Regions from separate parts of the Homo sapiens genome. Here region 1 is linked to region 2. The links are chromatin loops, found by intact Hi-C in ENCODE. Cell type or tissue: MCF 10A. All regions are shown on one strand. Links, peaks and the distances in the headings refer to the core of each region. The heading gives the core; the rest is flanking DNA.

Evidence for each region. Hi-C counts contacts between places; a loop is a spot of excess contacts. Peaks named below come from ENCODE experiments on the same cell type or tissue, not always from the same donor. Only the 100,000 strongest peaks of a DNase experiment are listed, where the experiment ranks them.
Region 1: a loop joins it to region 2, with 15 times the contacts of the local background. A loop is called at or near these places in 8 of 110 quality-filtered maps.

The regions. Positions count from the first base shown.
Region 1 is chr5:39,147,387-39,153,861 of GRCh38, reverse strand. FYB1 (FYN binding protein 1) reads left to right here. Exons shown (of 19, transcript NM_001465.6): 3 at 258-414. Among named protein-coding and RNA genes, the nearest start is that of FYB1, 69 kb to the left of the region's middle. In MCF 10A, for the core only: a CTCF peak has its summit at 4,769 (motif pointing left); no DNase peak of the experiment used is centred there.
Region 2 is chr5:39,371,188-39,380,423 of GRCh38, reverse strand. It overlaps DAB2 (DAB adaptor protein 2), which reads left to right. Exons shown (of 15, transcript NM_001343.4): 12 at 3,142-3,774; 13 at 4,318-4,427; 14 at 5,340-5,410; 15 at 6,999-8,747. The coding sequence ends at 5,405. Among named protein-coding and RNA genes, the nearest start is that of C9, 11 kb to the right of the region's middle. In MCF 10A, for the core only: a CTCF peak has its summit at 3,988 (motif pointing left); a DNase peak (open chromatin) is centred at 3,993.

The sequences.
Region 1 (6,475 bases), core at 2,476-6,475, 230 kb after region 2:
TCTGAGCTTACAGTGAACCATGATGGAGCCACTGCACCCCAGCCTGGGTAGCAGAGCTAGACCCTGTCTCACAAAAGATATACAGCACACAACGTAGTAATAATAATAAAATAAACATACTCTTTATTGAAAATTCCATATAGCCAGTTGTTAATTTTTGCCAAATTATTTTATCTGTAGCCAACTATGTTTGCAATTAACAATCTTCTTTTTGAAGATTTGTCTTAATTCATGGTATTGTTTGCTTTGCTTCTTAGGTACTAGCAAAGGCCAGACGTCTTACTCAACAACTTCCCTGCCACCACCTCCACCATCCCATCCGGCCAGCCAACCACCATTGCCAGCATCTCACCCATCACAACCACCAGTCCCAAGCCTACCTCCCAGAAACATTAAACCTCCGTTTGACCTAAAGTAAGCAAAAGATTATCTTGCGATTTCTTTCCTAGTCTCTTGCCGTAGATTTTCAAACTGTGCTTGGTCAAATGCTGAGAGTTCCATGGGAAACTTCTGGGTCTACAAAAGTGGGCAGCTGGCAGGGAGAAGAGCTGGCTGAGCTGGCCGAGCTGGCCAAGCTGGCAGTGCAAATACCCCTAGAATTGCTCAGTTCTGAGCCATTCTTATTTATCTGTTTTATGTTGGGTTTCCCCTTAAGCCTTTATAGAAGCAAATTTCCACTGTTTTTTAAAAAGTTCTGAAGCTTTCTTGAGAACCACCAACTCCTCCACTATCAACATCTCCAACTCCTCCACTATCACGATCACCACCACTCCATCACCATATTTTTACTGACTGCTTATGAGGTGCTAGGACTTTTACATATATCATCTCTATAACCTTATTGATTAGATAGTATCATCATTATTTCACAGATGAGGAAATGGAACTTTAGCTCTGCAAAGAAGCCAAGTAACTTCTCCAAGACCACAAAATAGTGTAGAATAAAAATTTCAACCAATGTAGTCTGAATCCAAAGTAAGTGTGCTTTAAACTACTATGCTAAATAGCCTCCTTTAATTAAACAATAATACAGATTTTCTCTCATCCATCAGAATTTTTGGCTGGGCGTTAACATCTAGGAAACTTTTATTCAAGCCTGCTCTTGCTTGAATTTTCTTAGATGATATTTTTCAGAAATGTCAGCACTGTAGGGGTTGCTATGCATGGGCTCTTTATCCAGGATTTAATAGAAAAGTTGGTAAAGGAAAAAGCGAGTGGCAGGTTGGAATAAAATGGAATGTCATTTTAAGAATATTCAGACAATGGCAAGCATAAATCCTTAAGACAAAATGGACTAGATATTCCCTTTCTTCTTGTAGAAAATTGCTTAACATGATTCTCCTTTATCACAAATAAGTAATATCTCAACATATTTAGTACAATTTGATTTTCCTTCACTTAAATTCCCCTACCAGATTGATGTTCCTTACAACAAAATACTTAATATCCATAATCCATGTAATGGAAACTGTTAATAACAATATTGGATTGACAGATTCCCTGACATGCTTGATGACTACAATTTAGGGAAAGGATAGAAAACATATTCGTCATGGAAAAACACCACCATTTTTTAACTTTAATATGCTTTCTTGGGGGTTTAAGGATAGTAAGTAGAAGGTGCTAGAGCAGCTTCCTGGCTATTATCTTACATATGACCTGCGTTGTGCATTTATATTAATGGGCTGCACACCCTTCAAGGCATTTGAATTTATGGATGTCAGTTTAAAGCCTCTAATCCTCCATGATATCCAGCTACTTTTTCAAAAGGGAAAATATGTATAGTGAAAGACTTTCAAGCTCCCATCAGAAAGCTCAAGTAAATTCCACAACGAAGAAATCTCTGGGTTAGAAAATTTTCCCCAAGAAGGGGAAGCTAGAAATACATAGAGGAAATGAAACCAAAATGGGCCTTGATGTTTGGGCTCAAAAGTTTATATTTCACATGAAGGGGCAATGTATGGGGTAGTCTGTAAGAAGAATTGTGAAAGATATAGGTGTTTCTGTGCTTCTCACAGCACCAGTCCTCAAAACACATACATGAGTATTTCCCAAACATTCCCTCTGCCAACCTGCAAACGTTCCTCCCTTTTCTAATCAAAGACCACTCTCAAGTCAAGATCTAATAGATTTCCTTTACAGTCATGCAACAAGTATTTTTTGAGCCACTACATTGTGCTTTTGTAATAGGAGTTCAGGAAATATTAGTAAACAAACAAAGACCCCTGCAAAGCAGGGACCAAGAAACTAAAGAAATGAAAATAATAAACAGGGCTGGGCATGGTGGCTCACACCTGTAATCCCAACACTTCGAAAGACAGAGGTGGGAGGATCGCTTGAGCTCAGGAGTTTGAGACCAGCCTGGGCAATATAGCGAGACCCTGTCTCTACTAAGCATTTGAAAATTAGCTGGGCATGATGGTGCATGCCTGTAGACCCAGATACTCAGGAGGCTGAGGCAGGAGAATTGCTTCAGCCCAGGAAGTCGAGGCTGCAGTGAGCCATAATTGTGCCACTGCACTCCAGCCTGGGTGACAGAGCAAGACCCTATCTCAAAAATAAATAAATAATAAACAGGTAAAGAATATGGTATTAGCACTTGATACTTCCTAACATATTTCCTAAAGGGAAAACGGAGCAGAGGTAAGTGGTGGAGGTGGAGTGTGAGGGTGGCATTGGGGACAGCATGTTGCTGCTTGAGAGAAGTATATATTTATACTTTTGCACCAACCTAATAGAAAATGATACTTGAGCAAAGATTCAAAGGAAGTAAGGGAGTTAGACATGAAGGAAGACTGTTCTAGGCACAGAGCGCAGGTAGAGAGAGCAAGGGAAGGAATGGTAGGGAAAGAGTCAGCTTATGTAGGGCCTTGTAAGCCATGATAGAGATTGCAGCGCTTATCTTGAGTGAAATGGGAACCACTCAAAGAGCTACATCAGAGCAGTGACATTTTCTGACTTGTGCTTTATAAAAATCACCTTAATGGCTATGCTGAGAAGAGACAGTAGGTAGACAATTGTCAAAGCAGGGAAATCTGTTAGATATCACAGAAATGCAGGCAAGGTATGCAGTAGCACTGACCATGATGGGAACAGTGGAGGTGGTGAGAAGTGTCCATATGTTGGGTGTATTTTGAAGAGAGAGACAAAAGAATTTGGATTTAGTGTATGAAGGAAAATGGGAATCTAGAATGGGTGGTTCCAGTGTTTTTGGCCCAAGCAACTGTAAGTATCATGCTTCCATCAGCCCAAGCACCACCATGAGGAGGCTGAAGATGTCAAAGGATGAAGATGTTAAAATCACAACAGATCTAAAGATCTCAAGAGTTTCTATTTGCACGTCTAAAATTGGGCAACACTTTGTTCCATAAAGTAAAGTAAGTGTTCCAAAGATTGAAGCAGAGGAGGTTGGCTTTATAAACAAAAAGAACTAAAGAAAGCAGAAACAAAAACCAAAAAGTGGATTGGTCATTTCAAAGTTACTTTCCTTGTAAGGCAGGTACAGGGAGATAGAACAATAGAAAGATAATGGGTTGGTTAACATCAGGTACTTCAGGTCAGTCTTTCCTGTAAAGATTAAAACAGAGCTTCATTATTATGACAGAAAGCGAAAACTGGCCTCTTCAGGCAGCTAGGCCATTCTCTCTCTCTCCTGATTTCCCAAAAGGCCAGATAACAACTCAGTTTCAGTTTGGTGAGCGTGGGTGACTCCATTTTGATTTTTAATCTGGTCTTCTGGGGCCCAGTGCGGGAATTTAGTCGAAAAAAAATGGCCTCCTAGATTTTGTTTAACAAAGGTGAACAAGTTTTGTTTAACAAAGGTGAGGAAGATCTGGAGGTCATGGCTATGTTAAGTTTGAGGTACCTTTTAAGCATCCAATTGGGTAAGAAGTTCTGGGTTTAAAATAGGAGAGAAATAGGAACACATTTCACACTGAAAGTCATAAGGCTGGTTAAGATGACCAAGGAAGGGAGTGTAAACAGAGAAGAAAGGAACTGAGCTCTGGGGCACTGTAACTCTCTGAGGCCTGGGAGGAGGAGAAGGGGCAAAGGAGAATAACAGGAACAATCAATAACGCCGGGGTCTTGGAAGCCCAGGAAAGGAAGCATCCAAGGAGGAGTCAGTGAGAAACTGTGTCAGGTGCTGGTGGAGGCCAAAAAGTGAGGACTGTGGAGGTCAGTGCAGGGGAAGTTGTCAGGAGTGGTGGCGATACAAGGCTGATTGAAATGGCTTTAAAAGAGTATGAAAGGAGAGGAATTGGACAGAGCAAATATAAACAACTCCTTTACAAAGAAAGGGCAACCAAAGAAATGGGACAGTAACTGATGGGAGAAATGAGATCAAGAGCCTTTTTAAAGATGGAAATAACAGCACTTTTGTAGGCTGATGGAAAGATCCAGTCAAGAGGGAAAAATGGTAAGGGTGGAGAGAGGGGAGAATTGCAGGAGCCAAGCATTAGAGCAGCAGGGAGCAATGGCTTCCCTAAGGTTTACAGTTCTCCCTAGCATGTGGAGTGGAATCTCTAATTGGGATCAAGGAAGGAATTTTAGAAGACAGGGTGGACTTTATCATCTGCAGCCTGTTCTGCCTACTCCTAAAGCTGTTCCCAGAAGTAACTTGCAATCATATCATTCAGGTCAGGATGTTTTAAGAGTGTAAAAGATTCCAGACAGGTGAGAATCAGAAATCCTAAATAACTGAAAATAAAGTAGTTGAGGCCAAAGTTATATTGTATTTTAAATTGTATTGTTTCCCCACCTAGTGGTCAGAAATCAGTTTGTTACATTTTCTGCTATTTTTACTCAGGCATTTGAAGAGAAAATGAAATGGGTCAAAAGAGCATGTTTATCATTTTTAATGTTCAAATCAACACCTTTTAGTGTAATACATTTCTTGGTACCTTTTTAAATTATAATTTTAACATCATAATTTTTCATATTGAAACAGAATCAATGGTTGTGTTTTGGCATATCAAACAAATTACATGGTTATTAATAGTAATGAGACAGGAAAAGTGATGTAATAAAAAATAGTAAATAATGGGAAGTGACTAAGGTTAGAAAAGGGAAGGTTCAACAGTTCTTACCCTGAAGTCATTCATAGTTAGTTTAAAGGGTTTTTTGGTTTCTGTTTATGTGTGTGTTTTATTTTTTGTCTGTAAAATTGGAGGAAAAGTAAGAATTTACCATTATAACCTTTTCATTAATTAGAGATGCTTAAAATGTTCTGAAACTTGAGACTTGCCGTATCAGTAGCCAGCTGCCAGATAGTCTTCTCTCACACTAGTTGGAAAGTGTTGGCTTAAACAAGTCAGTTTTCAAATTCCTCGTGGGTTAAATATAGGAAGACATGTTCCAGAGAAAAGGCCGCAAGATTTTACTCCCAGTAAGGCAGGTATAGAACAAAGTTTAATGTGTCATGTAGATTTCTTCCTCCTTCTTTAAAAAAAAAAAAAAAAAAAAAAAAAAAAAAAAAAAAACCTGCTGATAATTAAAAGCTAAATGCATGAATAGCCAATAAAGTAAAAGGCCAGCTGGGCATGGTGGCTCATGCCTATAATCCCAGCACTTTGGGAGGCCGAGGTGAGCCAATCACATGAATCCAGGAATTCAAGACCAGCTTGAGCAATATGATGAAACCCTGCGTCTACAAATATATATATATATATATATATATATATATATATATATATATATATATATATAAAAAATACATATAATATACATATAATGATAAGGGTGGAGAAAGGGAAGAATTGCAGGAGCCGGGCATTAGAGCAGCGGGGAGCAATGGCTTCCCTAAGGTTTACAATTCTCCCTAGGGTGTAGAGTGGAATCTCTAATTGGGATCAAGGAAGGAATTTTAGAAGACAGGGTGGACTTGCCGGGCGCGGTGGCTCACGCCTGTAATCCCAGCACCTTGGGAGGCCGAGGAGAGCAGATCACAAGGTCAGGAGATTGAGACCATCCTGACTAACACGGTGAAACCCCGTCTCTACTAAAAATACAAAAAATTAGCCGGGCGTGGTGGCGGGCGCCTGCAGTCCCAGCTACTCGGGAGGCTGAGGCAGGAGAATGGCGTGAACCTGGGAGGCGGAGCTTGCAGTGAGCCTGGGCGACAGAGCAAGACTCCGTCTCAAAAAAAGAAAAAAAAAAAAAAAAAAGACAAGGTGGACTTTATCATCTGCAGTCTGTTCTGCCTACTCCTAAAGCTGTTCCCAGAAGTAACTTGCAATCATATCATTCAAGTCTGGATGTCTTAATAGCATAAAAGATTCGAGACAGGTGAGAATCAGCAATCCTAAATAACTTTGAAAATAAAGTAGTTGAGGCCAAAGTTATATTGTATTTTAAATTTAAATACACACACACAGACACACACACACACACACACACACACACACACACAGGCATATGTACAAAAGTTTAGCTGGGCATGGTAACACGTGCCTGTCGTCTCAGCTACTTGGGAGGC
Region 2 (9,236 bases), core at 2,379-6,378:
CCTCCTGCAGTCAGTCATCAGGATCCTTGTTTTGTTTTCCTCTCTGTCTCTGTTGTTTTCCTACAAAGGAAAATAGTTTGGTTCTTTTACAAGAAATCTGTTTAATCATATCTAGAATAGGGTGGCCAGAGGAGGACTGTTACTCAACTGCTGAGTGGCAGAAATCCGTGAGGGTATGAAAAGCCAGCTTGTCCCAGGTCTCTGCTCGCATTTACCCCATCAAGAGGCTCTCTCTAAAGACTTCATGTCTCTTGGGGGCTTCCCCCTTTCTGCGTTGCTCTTTTCCTTGCACCCCCAAGTGGAGCTGGTTGGTACCCTTCCCTCACAGAAGACCAGAGTGCTTGCAATGCAATGTCTGCAGCGAGATCACATCACAGAGCTTTTTATCTGATATCAATGCCCTTAAGAATTTTTGCAGCCAATATTTAACAAGTCAGCCTGAAAATACAGCTGGACCCTATAACTGTTTATTTATTCAGACGAAGTGAAGCTTTTTGGCTAGGTGCCCCTGTTGAGGGCTTGGGGTATACAACTGCAGAATACTGATGATTGTTCCAAGTTTGGACATGGGACTCAAACTGAGCTCTACAGTATAGTCCCTGTCCACTAGCAGGGATCCTCAGCCAAACCATGGAAGGTTGTAGGTCTGGCTTCCGCTAGACCCAGCTGGGGGACTGTCTCCCCTGGAGAACTGGGGGGGTGGGGAGAGGGTATTGTAGAAAGCTGAGCCCTCAGATTCAACTTGCTTGTATTTTAATCTAGCCTCAGAAGGTAATAAAATTAATGTTCTATACCCATGTCCCCTTTTTCCTTATTCCTTGCCCCTACTTTGTCAATGTGTTCAATGTGTTCAATGTGTTAAAACACAATGTGGGGATTTGGTGGGTAGGAATGAAGACTGGTATAAGTATATACTGGGAAAGCCTTGAATTCCTGGCAAATGTAATATTTTTCTCTCCTTTTTTTTTTTTTTTTTTTTTGAGACAGAGTCTCACTCTGTCACCCAGGCTGGAGTGCAGTGGTGCTGTCTCAGCTCACTGCAACCTCTGCCTCCCAAGTTTAAGTGCCTCAGCCTCTCTAGTAGCTGGGATTACAGGCATGCGCCACCACACCCAGCTAATTTTTGTATGTTAGTAGAGACAGGGTTTCGCCACGTTGGCCAGGTTGGTTCTGAACTCCTGGCCTCAAGTGGTCCTCCCACTTTGGCTTCCCAAAGTGCTGGGATTACAGGTGTAAGCCACTGCGCCCAGCCCTAATATTTTTCTCTTTTACAAATACCATTCTCACTAATATGATATTTTCCTAAATGAAGACAAGTTGTCCAACATGAAAGATGATAAAATTCTACCCTCCTTTTTGCACAGCTAACTGGTGGAAATTATTAGCAAGTGATCTGGCTTCTGTTAATACAATTTAATTGAATGTGTTTTAAAATACAAGCAACAACTTTGTTCAAACTAAACCCATTTTTAGAGCCTGTATTGTAGAATATAACTTTTCTCTTGATTTGTTATGAAAGGAGTATATTCTTCAGTGAAAATGAAGTCTAATTTCTGTATCCGTGAAATAAGTATTTGAATTAACATAGCATTTGAAAATTAAAATTGCCCCATGCCTTGCTGCCAAGGAAGCAGAACAGGAGAATGGGGTGCCGGATTTAGAGCCAGTGTGCCTGATTTTCAGTTTCTACCATCCCAGACTATGACCTTCCCAATTTTAATGAATATTCTTGCACCCAGTTTCCTCACCTCCAAAAAGCATGCTGATTAAGTGAAATGGCCTGTTCTGAAACCCACCACTCTCTGTGAGTACACCATGTGTGCCCATGGCCAGATGGCCAGCATGCATGATGAGAATGGAGTCAGGTAATACCAATGTCTCAGACTAAGAAGCTCGAAGATATAATCTTGTGCTCCATCACTCCTAAATACCATTTTCAAAGTATTCCCTCTTGGAAACATAAACGTCCCTAACCCAGGTCTGAAGAAAACTTTCATAACTAAAGAATGCCATGCACCAAAGCTCAAAGCAAGTAGATTTCAAGAGCGAAGCATCACCCACTAATAGATATGAGGCTGAATTTAGGTTTCCTTCTTAGCGGTGAGTTTAACTGAATCATTAATGCACTTGGAAAGAGGCAGGAAAGACAGTGCCCTGTATATTAGAACAAGATGCAGGGAGCGAGCCTCTCAAGAATCAGAGGCCATCATTGGAGAGGCCTGGATTCTGGCGATTTAACGAATTCCTGATGACATAGCAAGGTCGTAGGAGATGGAGCCATTCACCACAAAGATCAGATGCCCCAACACAGGCCATTAGTTACCTTGAAAGATTTTTGTTTCCCATTGTCCTCTCTCCTCTTTTAAATTCTCTGTTCTAACTTCTGGCAAGGTTTAGCAAATGGCACATGGCAGGAAGCACTTTTATTTGAAACAGTCTTCCTAGGATAACATCCTTTCTTCCATTTTTATATATAAACGTCTAAAACTATCTTGGCATTGGCCAAACTTTATCTTCCCTTTATGTATATAGCTGTATCAGTCTTGGCAGCAATAAAAAGTGAAGAAACTTTGAAATGGTTTCTTCAGGATGCAAGCATGTTGAGGTCTTGTGCACATGTGTGATTGCTGGTTTCCATAAGACTCCAGACGTGAGCCAGTTGCCAAATGAAAAGATCAAATCTGTGACTCAGAGAGTCCAATGGATTATCTTAATTAACTACATCATAATCAGCATGGTTCATGCATAAAAATATATTCACTTAAATAAGTTCCTGCTATTAACAGGCTCTGTTCTAGTTGTTTGAGATGTATCAGACAACTAGTGTCTGTATGATAAGGGCTTATTTTTTTGATGAGTAGATACTTATGGACCGTACTACCCTTCTAATCAGGAAAGTTAAAAAGACATGGTAGGAAGAACATGGGCCTCAAAATGCAACCAGCATTTGAATGCTCACTATACAGTGTTAGCTGGCTAACTTTTACAGTGATTAATCTGTCATATTCTTCCCATATCAGCCTCAGGGCTCAATGGAGGTGTTAGCTGTGGAGAGGCTTTCCAGAGAGTTGTGCTCTCTGAAATTCAAGAATCTTCTTCAAGCTTGACTCCTGATAAGTATTTTTCTTCCTCTTACTTCAGGTGGTGTAACTGTCACACTCCCTCAGGCAGGACCATGGAACACAGCATCTTTGGTCTTCAATCAGTCCCCTTCAATGGCTCCGGGAGCCATGATGGGTGGTCAACCTTCAGGTTTTAGTCAGCCCGTCATTTTTGGTACAAGTCCAGCTGTTTCAGGTTGGAACCAGCCTTCACCCTTTGCAGCCTCAACTCCCCCTCCAGTGCCTGTTGTCTGGGGCCCTTCTGCATCTGTGGCACCCAATGCTTGGTCAACAACAAGCCCTTTGGGGAATCCTTTTCAGAGCAATATTTTTCCAGCTCCTGCTGTGTCCACTCAGCCCCCATCCATGCACTCCTCTCTCCTGGTCACTCCTCCTCAGCCACCTCCCAGAGCTGGCCCTCCCAAGGACATCTCCAGTGATGCCTTCACTGCCTTAGACCCACTTGGGGATAAAGAGATCAAGGATGTGAAAGAAATGTTTAAGGATTTCCAACTGCGGCAGCCACCTGCTGTGCCCGCGCGGAAGGGAGAGCAGACTTCTTCTGGGACTTTGAGTGCCTTTGCCAGTTATTTCAACAGCAAGGTTGGCATTCCTCAGGAGAATGCAGACCATGATGACTTTGATGCTAATCAACTATTGAACAAGATCAATGGTAAGCCACTCACCACTCTGCCTACTGTTCCAACAACTATCTCCACTGCCACATGGACCTAAATGAGTTCCCCAAATGAACCCTCTCCCACCCGCCAACAGCTTTGCTCTTGCTTCTGTTGGTAATCAAGGGTTACGGAGACAACTTAACCATTTACCTTTTGGTGATAACTATTTACCTTAGTCATTTCTGAGGACTGACCCAATGCTGCCCTCTAGTGATAAATCTTAAAAGGGCTGCCATGAGCTATTGAAATGTGATGACTGGTGACTCTTGGAGGGCTGTGTAATAAGGCGTCATCCATGTCCCATCAGCTTAAAATGAGGGGATTCTGAATCTCTTCCACTTCAGATAAATATGCATGGCTTTCTCTTCCGAGAAGGATAATAATTATTGGGGTACCTAGTATTTGGTGTTGATTTTTGTTCCACTGATGTAAATTTCAAAAGTATAGAACTAAACTTCAAAAATAAGCTGACTCGGGGACTGGCCTATATTTGGGGAAAGCTTGTCTACTGATTGCCTGGATTTTTTACCTTCTAGAACCACCAAAGCCAGCTCCCAGACAAGTTTCCCTGCCAGTTACCAAATCTACTGACAATGCATTTGAGAACCCTTTCTTTAAAGATTCTTTTGGTTCATCACAAGCCTCTGTAAGTATGAACTACTAGAAGCTCTTCTCCAAAGTACATGCCACATAGAGCTCCAGCCTCCTGAATTAACCTTGCTTTTATAATAGCTTTTATTTATTTATTTATTTTTTTAAGACAGAGTCTTGCTCTGTCGGCCAGGCTGGAGTGCAGTGGTGCAATCTCAGCTCACTGCAACCTCCACTTCCTGAGTTCAAAGGATTCTCCTGCCTCAGCCTCCTGAGTAGGTGGGACTATAGGCACGTGCCACCACACCTGGCTAATTTTTGTATTTTTTTGTAGAGATGGGGTCTCGCCATGTTGGCCAGACTGGTCTCAAACTCCTGACCTTAAGTGATCCATCTGCCTTGGCCTCCCTCAGTGCTGGGATTACAGTCATGAGCCACCGCACCTGGCTATAATAGCTTTTTGATGGTAAAACATGTTTAGCTAAGATTTGTCACCAAGAACCTTCACAGTATAAACATTCATTTAAACTGGAGAAAGATTATTTGCACAAGAACTATTATCTTCTGAATTTGAGAAATAATATCACATAGAAAACATCCTTCATATCTCACTTAACCTGACCCATGAAAGCATTTCGGGAGAAAATTGAGCCAAAATACTGTCTTGAAAACCTTTCAAAAATTTAAGTTCTTAATTTTCCAACAATATTTCTATAGCCTGTGAAAATAATACTTCCCATTTCGGGGAGGCAAATGAAATGCATCTGAACCTTGATTTTCACATAAATAATATACACTGCCATCTGCAAGCAGATGAAAACAAAACACTGTAAGCCCCATATAATGTTTGATTGGCTGATTGGCCTATGACCTAAGCGATTTTTAAAAGAATTTTGGAAGTCTTCATTGCGATTTTTTTCTTATGACTGTAACTGTATTTATTGACTAGATGATTTTATCTTCTTAGGTGGCTTCTTCTCAACCTGTATCTTCTGAGATGTATAGGGATCCATTTGGAAATCCTTTTGCCTAAATTCTGTAAGTAGAAGATCCTAATAAGCCTGTCTCAGGGGTTTTTGTGAGAAAGGGTGACATGGAATAAAGAGTGAAATTTTAATTTTAGAATTGGGAAGAGGGTAAATATCTATAATTTAGGAGTAATCGACAGGAAAATCTCTACTGAGATCATTCAATAATGACTAGGCTGGGCACTTAAGAATAGAATTCCTAAACACATCAAAAAATAGTAATATACCCTTGGGGATGTGGATTTTTATCTTATTCCATGTTCTTGGTTTTTCAGTTCTGTGTGGGAAGTAAAACTCAAAACAACACATCACAGGTTTCTAACCTTTTTACTTTCATATTGAAGTGGTTGCAAAACAACCTAGTAATAATTTGGTTTCCTATAAAGGGTTCAGATTCCATTGACTTTCTGAAGCCACCAAGTCAGCAAAACAGATTATGATCATTACTTCTCTACCATTTAACTGTGAGCAATCTCAAAGTTAGTCTGAAAGAGTCTGATGGTATTAAATCTGAAAGTTTTAACAACTATTAAAGATCTCCTTCATAGGCAGTAGGAGCTCAAAATGAGTCTGAAGGTTGATTCTTCTGTCTCATGAACTTTATCTTAGATAAGTGATTAGGTAGAATCACCCTCAGCTGAAATCCTGGGAGGGCTCAGTGTAACTCTTTCTCTACAGAAGGTGACAGCAACTTTATTCTGATCTCAAAAGACTGAATTTAGTAGGGAAAGGAACGCTCTCCCCATTTTAGAGCAGGTAGGCCAGCTGGTAGGGGTAGAACAATAGAAATAATGAAAAACAACAACAACAACAACAAAAACCAAGCCCATTTTTTTTCCAATCTTGTCTCATCCAAACAGGACTACTAAACTGTGATTTGGCTCATCTAGAATGTAATTATTTTTAATAGATAGATATCTTAAACGTGGCGAAAACAATAAGATTGAGCTTATAGGCATCTGGATCATTTTCCCTCAACTCCAGTTCTACAATGACTGTGTTTCCTGTAGTACCTTTCCATAAACTGCTTCAGAGAACTGGGTAAATCATTAAAAATGCAAATTCCTGGGTCCTACTGCAGCCCTAAGGAATTTCTCTTTGGTGCCAAGGAAATGCTTCCTTTTAACAAGAGTGCAGGTGATTCTAAAGGTAATAAAGCAGTAAGTAGATATTTAAGAGCTAGAAGTCTTACCAGAGATCATTCTCACCTTCCATTCAAGGGGAGATATACCCAAACCAATAGAAGGAGTAAACTACACTCAGAGTCAAGATGGATTGTATGGACTAAATTGAATGAACTAGACTTCTCTTTGGAGGTCCTTCCTTCTTTAGGTCATGAAGGAAGGATAGTTTAGGTCAACCTGCTACATCAATAGATTGGGTAAGGGGAACTCTCATGGGATAAAATAACTAACATTGTTGAGCACTTGCGCTAAGCATTTTATTAGATGCTCTACATTTATCATCTTCATCAATCCTCACATCAGCCCTAGGAGATACTATTACTGACATCTTTAATAATGACTTGATATTTAATACATTGATATTCAGTTCAAAAATTCTAACCACAAGTTTCTTTCTTCTCCATACCTCTCTAGGAACTTGGTCTGCAGACCATCCAGAGGAATAAAAAGGTTGGCCTTAGTAGTCAAAAACAAAGCTGATAGCCAGACACGTTCTGATTTCTGCCCTTGTTCCAGCTTTGACGTATTATCTGTTGCCTTATTTCTCATTGCCTCTTCTACTTGTAAAATGCTTTTCACTTTCTGTCTAGGTTAAAGCTAAACTGAATCTATGGCTTTAAATAAATTAAGATCCTAAACTCTCTAGCTTAAGTGTAAATGAAGTACAGTAGTTTCCCTACTGAACCCTGCCTCTTGTGTCCCTGGAACCTTCTAGAACACCTGCCTTCTACCCTCTGGTTGGGAGATGCAGCCACCACATCCCTTCATATCATACTGTTTTGAATAAATTTTCAAATCCTTATTGTTCAGAGTTGTTTGGGGGTTCTGTTTCAGAGCATAAAACCTAAAGGTTATAGTAGAACAAGGCACCTTCTTAAAAGAAATCTTGCTTCAGACCATCAGTTACAGAGAATTTCTAAAGTAAAATTGAAGCAACTACAACTTCTCCTTAGACACTTTGGAATCTAACCACTTAAGGACCTTTTTAAAGAGATAGCTTCTCTTCTTTCTGAAGATCAATTTCTCCCAAGGCCAAGATTGTCCTTTTCTCCCATTTCTTGCTAGCTATTGCAAATGAGGGAAGAACATTATTCATCTCTCCTCCCCTTTTTTTTCTGATTCTTTTTTCAGTCAGTTTTGCTCCTGGGTTCAAGTAGTATTACCACCCTTTCACAAGCAACAGACTCTCACAGGGCAAAAAAAAAAAAAAATCTAATGATTCACAGACAGATCTGGAGCCTCTCTTCATTCTCAGTAATTGCTAGTCCCAAGAACTAGAATTGCAAATGGGCACAACCTATATCCTTCCTGTGGAAGAGGAGGCCACTCTCTTGAGCTGAAGTTCCAGAAGAGCAGTTAATGTTCAAGAGAAATTGAACTCAACTCAGCAACAAAGGACTCTATTTTGAAGAGCAACATATCACAAAGCTAAATGTGATTGTGCCAAACACATTAGGTGCTTATTTGGGGTCATGCTAGGCCTTTATCAAGTAACTGGAAAACTTTTCTTGCAGCCACAATCTCAATGTCGTTAGTAGGAAGATAAGAGGGGAGAAAAAGCTGTAGAACAAATGTTTGGGGTTACCATTGAAAATCTAATGTCTGCAATATTTTTCTCCTCACAACTTGGAAACGTTCCCAGTTCATTTTCAGTCCTGTTGTGAGCACAGTTCTGAAGGGTTTATTATTGTCAAAATAAGTTTTGTTTTGTTTTGTTTATGTTGGGTTTTTAATGTTGTCTCTTGACCCTTAATGCTCAGGTTCTTGTGGGAGTTAATCAGCCACATCCAATGTTACCTTGAGGGGGAAGAAGAGGGTGATGCTCAGAAGCTAAACAAGACAGGGGCCACATGACCCTCTATTGATTAGCCCCAAGTAGAAAGTCCTGTGGTTTTATGTTTAATGGTAATAGTTGATCATATATGGCATAATTTTCTATCAGCTTCCTACTCAGTCACTATAAACACAGACTTGAAATAGTACTTTAAATGTCCAAATACCTAAATGTGCTAAACTGGAGGTAACTATTTCTAGGTAGTTGAATTTTTGAAAGTCATGATCAGCCACACAACTGTTTTGTACATACTTATTTTCTCATGCACTTTTCTGTATGCAAATAAAGCTATAAATTTACTCATTTCAATAAACTGGAGTGGCAGAATATCATGTGGTACCATCGGTTTATTCTACCTGCTTTGAGTTGACATTAGAGGCAAGCTATAAAACATACCAGTCTGAAGTGGAGAAAATGTTAGCTATAATAGATTCTGGATTGTCACAACAGTGAAGAGAAAGTGGAAATCCATGAAATAGGACCGTGAGTAAATTACCGTCTGATCTATTTCACACCTTCTTCTGTCTCAAACCCACACACACTCCCTTTCCGGGAGTGTAAGGAAGACTAGTAGATAAGACCTGTACCAGAACAACCTCAGCTGACATCCACTATAAAATCACTCATTAGTGCACTATTGGTTCATGCCTTTTACCCTTGGCTGCCTCTTGTTTTTTACTCAGTCATATTTGACCTCACCAAGACACGACTGTGTGGACTGCTCTAGGCTGGCACAGGCCCCTCTGGAGAGCTGTTGCATGAGGTGAGTGGGCTGATGAACAGATGTTTTTAGCATTAGGGCGCTCTTAAACTGTCTC